Regions from separate parts of the Homo sapiens genome. Here region 1 is linked to region 2. A link is an interaction called in ENCODE POLR2A ChIA-PET data of the cell type or tissue named here. Cell type or tissue: IMR-90. All regions are shown on one strand. Each heading gives the region's core, and the rest is flanking DNA. Links, peaks and the distances in the headings are about the cores only. Region 1 has its middle 5.3 kb from the start of LINC01271. Region 2 overlaps PEDS1-UBE2V1 (PEDS1-UBE2V1 readthrough).

The links. ChIA-PET counts read pairs that join two places held together with the same protein. Peaks named below come from ENCODE experiments on the same cell type or tissue, not always from the same donor. Only the 100,000 strongest peaks of a DNase experiment are listed, where the experiment ranks them.
Region 1: POLR2A ChIA-PET joins it to region 2 with 12 read pairs; 4 of 35 experiments call an interaction of 5 or more read pairs at or near these places.

Annotation. Positions count from the first base shown.
Region 1 is chr20:50,324,418-50,328,815 of GRCh38, reverse strand. No RefSeq gene overlaps it. Among named protein-coding and RNA genes, the nearest start is that of LINC01271, 5.3 kb to the right of the region's middle. In IMR-90, for the core only: no CTCF peak of the experiment used is centred there; no DNase peak of the experiment used is centred there.
Region 2 is chr20:50,101,321-50,105,718 of GRCh38, reverse strand. The region is part of intron 5 of PEDS1-UBE2V1 (PEDS1-UBE2V1 readthrough); the gene reads left to right. All of the region lies in intron 1 of UBE2V1 (ubiquitin conjugating enzyme E2 V1), which reads left to right. Among named protein-coding and RNA genes, the nearest start is that of UBE2V1, 9.6 kb to the left of the region's middle. In IMR-90, for the core only: no CTCF peak of the experiment used is centred there; a DNase peak (open chromatin) is centred at 1,808; H3K27ac peaks cover 533 bases.

The DNA.
Region 1 (4,398 bases), core at 123-4,122, 220 kb before region 2:
GCTGGGTCTCCAATGTTTGGCTCTGATCATAAGGGGATTTCTGTGGGGGAGTGCAGATAGAGCCCTTTGAGCAGCTCAGAGGCCTCCTTCCTGTACAGGCAGCTCTGCACCAGCACACAGCTGGATTCTCGTTCAGTTATACCACGTCCAGTGCTGTGGCCTTGAGTTGTGTGTATCCCTCTCTGAGCCTCGGTTTCCAAGTCAGAAGCTTGCTTGGGTTCTCATCCCAGCTCATCTGGTCCATTCCTGCCTCAGGACCTGATATGATTTGGCTGTGTCCCCATCCATATCTCATCTTGATTTGTAGCTCCCATAATCCCCATGTGTAGTGGGAGGGATTCCGTGGGAGGTAATTGAATCATGGGGTTGGGTCTTTCCCATTCGGTTCTCATGATAGTGAATAAGTCTCAAGAGAGCTGATGGTTTTATAAAGGGCAGTTCCCCTGCAATGATCTCTTGCCTGCCACCATGTAAGACGTGCCTTTTCTCCTCCTTCACCTTCTGCCATGATTGTGAGGCCTCCCCAGACCTATAAGTGGAACTGTAAGTCCATTAAAGTTCTTTTTCTTTGTAAATTACCAAATCTTGGGTATGTCTTTATTAGCAGTGTGAGAATGGACTAATACAGGACCTTTGCATGTACCGAGTTGGTCCCCACTCTTCCAGCTCCTTGTCCTCTTTCAGTGTGCTCTTCCAGCTCCTTCTCCTCTTTCAGGGCTCAGCTCAAATATCACTGCAGGGAGGCCTTCCCTGACTTCCCACACCAACATAACCCTGTCCCCATTCATACTGTGCCCCTGCACATGGCTTGCTTGCTTTCAGAATACTCCTGAACACTTTCTGAAATCATCTGCTATTTCCCTGTTTGCTTCTTTATTGCCTGTCTTCTCGACTATGATGTCAGCTCCACCAAGATAGAGACTGGATCTGTCTTATCCAGTGTCTCCAACAACTATTGCAAAGTAGGTGCTCAGTAAATATTTGCTGAATGAATAATGGGGACTTAACGACTCCTTTGGTTTTCTTTTAAAAGTTTTGCCACTTAAATATTAATTTTAATTATACAATTAACCCATTATTATATTCTTAAAAATATTTTTTACAGTTACAGCTTGTAGTTAAAATCCCCTTTGATGTCCATCCTGGACATTCCCCAAGGGGGTCATGTAATGAGTTTAGCATCCTTCCATATTTACTTCTGTGCACTTACAATGAAATGTCTACCACTGTTGTTGGTAGTGTGTGCATGTGTGTGAGTGTGCATGTATGTTCACAGTAGATTAGATAGAGCTAAGAGTTGAGAGCAACATAAACAGCTCTGGGTAATTGTGGTAGTTAAATTTTACGTGTCAACTTGACCAGGTTACAGTGTCCAGTTGTTTGGTCAAACATGAGTCTAGATGTTGCTATAAAGATATTCTGTGCTGGGCTGGTGGCTTACACCTGTAATCCCAGCACTTTGAGAGGCCAAGGCGGGCGGATCATGAGGTCAGGAGTTCGAGACCAACCTGGCCAACATAGTGAAACCCCATCTCTACTAAAAATACAAAAAAAAAATTTGCCAGGCATGGTGGCAGGCACCTGTAGTCCCAGCTACTTGGGAGGCTGAGGCAGGAGAATCACTTGAACCTGAGGGGCGGAGGTTGCAGTGAGCTGAGATTGCACCACTGCATTCCAACCTGGGCAACCCAGCAAGACTCTGTCTCAAAAAAAAAAAAAAAAAAAAAAAAGATATTCTGAGCCACGCATGGTGGCTCACACCTGTAATCTCAACACTTTGGGAGGTCAAGGAAGGCAGATCACTTGAGTCAGGAAGTCGAGACCAGCCTGGCCAACATGGCGAAACCCCATCTCTACTAAAAACACCAAAAAATTAGCCCGGCATGGTGGGGGACGCCTGTAATCCCAGCTACTCGGGAGGCTGAGGCATGAGAATCACTTGAACCCGGGAAGTGGGGGTTACAGGGAGCTGAGATTGCACCACTGCATTCCAACCTGGGCAACAGAGTGAGACTCCATCTCAAAAAAATAAATAAATAAATACAAATAAAAATAAAAGATATTTTGTAGATGGGCTCGATAATGTGTGTGGGCCTCATTCAATCAGTTCAAGGCCTTGAGAGCAAAATCCAAGTTTTTGGTAGAAGGAATTCTGCCTTAAGTGTGTATCATAGAAGTCTTGCCTGAGTCCCCAGTCTGCCGGCTTGCCCTACAAATTTCACATTTGCCAGCTTCTACAATTGCATGAGTCAATCCCTTTAAAAATTGAATTAAATATAAATAGATATACACACACGCATCCTGTTAGGTTTTGTTTCTCTGGAAAGCCCTGGCTGATACAGTAATTTAAACAGAGAAGCAGTCTATTCAAAGTACTTTATGAGGGGAAGAACAATCAATCCAATAAACAAAAATGGCCAAGACTCGAGTAGGCATTTCACAAAAGGGGATACCCAAAGGATCAATAAACACACAGAGGTGATCAACATCCTTGCTCAGCAGGGAAATGCAAATGAAAACTTTGATGAGATAACCACTGTACACCCACTAGAATGGCTAAAATGAAAAATATGGAAAATACCAAGAGTGGATGAAAATACGGAGCATTTAGAAAAAACCCTCATACATGACTGGTAGAAATGCAAAATGGTGCAAGCACTTCAGAAGACACTGGCAACTTAATAAGGTGAAACATACACTTGCCATAAGACCCAATGAGAGGACTACACTCAATAGTAGTGCAGACAGATTTTCACCAAGAAGGACACATATAAATATTCATAGCAGCCCTATTCATAAATCTCCCCTAACTAGAAAGTACCCAAATGTCCATCAGTAGAAGAATGAATGAAAGAACAGAGACACACTCAGACACTGCTCCAACTATGGAATTTTGCCTAACAATGAGAATGAAAGATCTGCAACCACACTCAACAGCATGGGTGAATCTCAAAGACTTGAACATTAAGGGAAAGAGGCCAGACACAAACAAGCACACATCATTTGATTCCATTTATATAAAGCACTAGAAATAGACACAACTCGCCTTGGTTAGCCTCGGGGAAGTCGTGACTGGAAGAGGGCATTAAGGGAAGCTTAAGGGAACTGGAATATTCTGTTTCTTGATGAAGGGCTGGTTACACAAGTGTACTCACTTATGAAGGCTCATGAAGTTATCGCTTACGACCTATGCATTTTTCTCTATGTGTGCTATACTTCAGTGAAAGTTCAAAATAAAATAAGGGATTTGAGGAGCCTGGGAGGATTGCAGAACCAGGCTTAAGGTCAGCAGGGACAGTACCCCAAATCACACACAACACTGGATCGGTGGGCCCTCTCTGCTGCCCCTGAACTATCCCTGCTTCCAGGTCTCAGTGAGCACGTCTGATCGGTGGCACCTGGGTCACGTGACCACCCCCTAGCTGCAAGGGATGCTTGGAAGAGTGAGCACCTAGCAGGTTCAACATCAGTGATGGAGGTGTGCAGACTGTGCTTCAAAAGATGGGGAGCCTCAGACCACTGCAGGGTGTTTAACCCTTCCTCAACTGATGGATATTTAGGTTGCTCCCAGTGACCATCTTGACCATACTCCCTGTGCCTGTGTGTGGATGTTTCACTAAGGGAGATGCCACATCAAGGAACTGCAGTGTTTCCCCCAAAAATGTGAACTTACAGTTTTACTGGCTACTGTGAAAATTGTCTTCCGGAGAGGCTGTTTCAATTTACACTGCCACCGGCAGTATATCGGTGTGACCGTTTCCCAGTCTCCTTAACACTTTACATCACCAATCTCATTCATGTCAACCTGAGGCATGGGAAATGTTCTCGCATTGTTGTTTTAATTTGCATTTGCCTGATTACCAGCATGGTTGAACATCTTTCATGTTTATTTGCCATCTGTATTTTATGTAAATTGCCTATTCACATCCACTACCCATTATTCTAGTGGGTTTGTGGTTTTTTTCTTATTGTTCTGCAGGAACTCTTTATATATTGTGGAAATAAATTCATTGTCTACATTTATGTTTCAAATATTTTTACCTAGGTTACCATTTGTCTTTTAACTCTGGAGTGGCCACATACTGTTTTACCCAGGCTCACAACTTTTCTGAGGTTGGGAAATGAACACTGATGGGAAGAAGGTGGGGATAACGGGGAAAAGGGATCTTTCTGACACTACTCCGTTCTCTTCCCACTAGCCCTGAGTACATTTTGTAATACCCCTCCCATATCATCCTTTCATTTCCTTGTTCTTGTCACCAATAGAAAACAGTAATAGAACCCCAGCCACAGAACTCCTCACTTTCACTTTTCAATTTTTTTTATCAAGCTTAAAGTTTACAGATTTGGAGTGAAGCAACCTCAGTGTCCCTGCTGGGGTGACGGCCAAGTTGAGTG
Region 2 (4,398 bases), core at 283-4,282:
CCTCGGCCTCTCAAAGTACTGAGATTACAGGTGTGAGCCACTGCGCCTGGCCTGTAAGAGTCCATTTTTATGTCTTCCATATTGTCACTTGATGCTGTTTCTCCAGCTGCCTTTTTGGTGTCAGATTCACACAGAAATATTGGGAATCCTAAAATTTTATGTTGATTCAATTGATTAAAGTGCTAGAGGACCAAAACATATGTTAGAGTATTCTTGGGTTTTCTCATCTGTTGTGCTTCTGTTCTTTGGCATATGTACGTTTAATTTTTTAATATATTCACTAAAATGTTTTGTTTAATGTACCGTGATTTTGAATTTAAACTCTATTTAGGATAGGATGAGCTTTTCGCTTGTCACTGATACATCCTGAAGTCTGCAGGATCTCTGAATTCCAACCATATTTGGACTTATGTCCCTGGAGTAGACCCTGAATTCTATAACTAGGGTGTGATTAGGCCATTTGGAATTAAATGCTCTTTTGTTTTGTAGAAAATATTGATGTAACTTTGTATGCAGTTTTTAAATGGTTTGAAATATTAGTAACTTGCTTTCATACATACTTTATGAAACAAAGTTCATTTTATAGTGAAGAATTCTTTGACTTATGTGATTTGGGTGAGAAACCAGTTTTCCCTTATTTTAAAAAAAATGGTAAGTTTTCCTAAAATTCTCATTTATTAAAAATAAAACTAGGCTGGGTGTGGTGGCTCATGCCTGTAATCCCAGCACTTTGGGAGGCTGAGGCAGGTGGATCACTTGAGGTCAGGAGTCTGAGACCAGCCTGGCCAACATGGTGAAACCCCGTCTCTACTAAACATATGAGAATTAACTGGGTGTCGTGGCGCGTGCCTGTAATCCCAGCCACTCGGGAGGCTGAGGCGGGAGAATCGCTTGAACCCAGAAGGTGAAGGTTGAAGTGAGCCGAGATTGCGCCATTGCACTCCAGCCTGGGTGACAGAGTGAGACTCCATCTCTAAAAATAAATTAGAAATGGTTACCAAATTTTACTTATCTCAAAATAAAAAACCTTAGGTATGTTAATTTTTTTTTTTTTTTTTTTTTTGTGCCAGAGTCTCACTGTCGCCCTGGCTGGAGTGCAGTGGCGCAATCTCGGCTCACTGCAGGCTCCGCCCCCTGGGGTTCACGCCATTCTCTTGCCTCAGCCTCCCGAGTAGCTGGGACTACAGGCAGCCGCCACCTTGCCCGGCTAATTTTTTGTATTTTTAGTAGAGACGGGGTTTCACCGTGTTAGCCAGGATGGTCTCGATCTCCTGACCTCGTGATCCGCCCGCCTCGGCCTCCCAAAGTGCTGGGATTATAGGCGTGAGCCACCGCGCCCAGCCAGGTATGTTAATTATATGGCAACAGTGTCCAATATTTTGGACCCAGTAGATTAGAGTTTACAATAGGAAATACTGCCTTTTTTTTTTTTTTTTTTGAGACGGAGTCTGGCCCTATTGCCAGGCTGGAGTGCCGTGGCGCGATCTCGGCTCACTGTAACCTCCGCCTCCCAGGTTCAAGCAATTCTCCTGCCTCAGCCTCTCGAGTAGCTGGGATTACAGGCGCGCACCACCACGCCCAGCTAATTTTTGTATTTTTAGTAGAGACAGGGTTTCACCACGTTGGCCAGGATGATCTCGATCTCCTGACCTCGTGATCCGCCTGTCTCAGCCTTCCAAAGTGCTGGGATTACAGGCATGAGCCACCACGCCTGGCCTGATACTGCCATTTCTTCAACCAGCAAACATTTATTGATATTGAGTATCATTATATGCCAGACAGCATACCAGATTCTGGGGAGGCGGGATTGAATGAGTCACAGCTCTGACTTGAGAAACTTAGAGAGTGAGTCAGACAATAAAAAAGGAAGAAAATCAAATGTAAAGAAAACATACCACACATGCCTGTGTGGAAGTAAAGGTGTTTGGGACCGGGACCGGGGTCTCTGAGAGGGCCTCTCCTGACTGCCTGGCTTCTAATTAAGCTTTATAGCTTTTAAAATTATTATAGTCAGGCCGGGTGCAATGGCTGATGCCTGTAATCCCAGCACCTTGGGAGGCCAAGGCGGGCAGATCACTTGAGGCCAGGAGTTTGAGACCAGCCTAGCCAACATGGTAAAACCCCGTCTCTACTGAAAATGCAAAAATTAGCTGGGCGTGGTGGCAGGCGCCTGTAATCCCAGCTACTTGGGAGGCTGAGGTGCAAGAAACACTTCAACACAGGAGACCGAGGTTGCAGCGAGCCAAAATCACACCACTGCACTCCAGCCTGGGTAACAGAGTGGGACTCTGCCTCTTAATATATAACTGTTCTTAGGCTTTAAAATTCATACTAAGCCCCTTTAATAATCCTTATAATGTTAGACTCCCAGATAATGGTGCTGTGAATGTTTCTCTCTTGTATTTTCAAAAATAAACCAGATTAGAATTTTGTGACATTGAGCGTTGTTCATTCTGAAATACTGTTCCTAGCTAATACCTAGTCATTCATTAATTCTTTCAATAAGTATTTGGGTGCTTACTCTAGAGGGCAAAACACCCTGACACATTGGAGATTCAGCAGTGAACAAAACAGATGAAGTTTTACTCTCATGGAGCTTATGTTCAGATGGGAGACAGACAAGAAACAACCAATAAAGTGAAAATGAATATATTTACAATGTCGAGTGGCAATGAGTACTATGAAGAAAAATAAGGCAAGATAAGGGAATGGACAGTTAGACCCTTGGTTGAGGACAAGGGAACCAGTCAGCCATTCACAGCTCTGGGACAGAGAATTCCAGGGTGAGGGACTCACAAATACAAAGGCGGGATGTAAGGATGCCTCTTCAGAAACTTAGAGAAGGACTGGTGTAGCTGGAGGAGGATGGGGGAGCAAGGCAGAGTGGCACAAAATGATGTTGGCGAAGCAGGTGGGGCTCTCTCGGCCAGGTGACAAGTTTGGGTGGATTGCGGGTGCAACGGGAGGCCAAGAGTAGGCTTCTGGTAGGAGAGCGAGGGCACCTAGTTTACCTTTAAGAGGATCGTCGGCCGAGCACGGTGGCTCACACCTGTAATCCCAGCACTTTGGGAAGCTGAGGCCAGCGGATCACCTGAGGTCGGGAGTTCGAGACCAGCCTGACCAACATGGAAAAACCCCGTCTCTACTAAAAATACAAAATTAGTCAGGCATGGTAGCGCATGTGGGAGGTAATATATCCATTACTCTGACCTGTCTTTTAAAAACAGAGTGGTAGACCAGGTATCCTTACGTTAGTGATTCTGGGTCATGACACCCCAAGATCATTGGTGAGAGTACAATGAACATGCAAGGATGCATACAAGGTTGCTTTTGTGTTTGTTTTTTAGAAAATGAGGTTTGCAGACCTTTTGTCCTTTTTTACTCGATTTAAAAAATTTTCAACAGGTATTTATCTGAAGTACTGGGTACAGGCCAGTTTTTTTGTTTTTTGTTGTTGTTGTTTTTTGAACTACCACCACAGTCATGCAAATGAATATGAGCTGTTGAATTAATTACCCTATCTTCTACATCTCTTCTACTTCCCATCACGCAGGCCTATAAGAAGTTTGATGCCACATGTTCGGTCACAGTGTTTGCTCTAGGCAAATGCTTCTGGCTCTATATCCTGAGACGTTAGCAGTAGCACACCCCAAAGCTGATCATTACCTAGGAGACTTGGATATGCCTTATCTCTTGCCCTACTCTGAGCCTTTTGCAGCTCCCCCCGATTACCCTTAAGGTAAAGTCCAGTAGTAACATGGCTCCAACCTCTTCATCTTTTGTCAGATTTCAGAGAAGGCTGTGAGCCCTCAAAGGCTAAGTAACAGTGTCCTCTGGTAGGTTCTGTTTCTCGTGCTTTGATATGGTTTTATTTCATTGCCCTTTGTGTATATCTTGTTTCCACACTGACACCTTAGACTGTGTTAGGGAGACCCCAGTTTTTATTTTGTTCATAGCCCCTAGATTGTCTAGCAAAGTGCTGGATAGGTATTGGATAACTATCACACTGAGAGAAGGTGTGTGTGCCTATATGTTACTGATAATTTATGTATAGGGAAATTTTGACAAGCAGGTAAAAAGCCAAGCAAACTTTTTTTCACTGTGGTCCTGAAATGTGTAAAATTTTTTTTTTTTTTTTTTTTTTTTTGCTTATAAATGTGAAGTCCAGTTCTATACACATTAAACATCATGAGAATTGCTTGAACCTAGGAGGCAGAGGTTGCAGTGAGCTGAGATTGCGTCATTGCACTCCAGCCTAGGGAACAAGAGCGAGACTTTGTCTCAAAAAAAAAAAAAAAAAAAGTTCTTTGAGGTCTTCAATGATTTTGAGAGTATAAAGCATTCTTGAGAGCAAAAGGTTTGAGAACTGCTGTTCAAATGAAATAAATGTTTATTGTA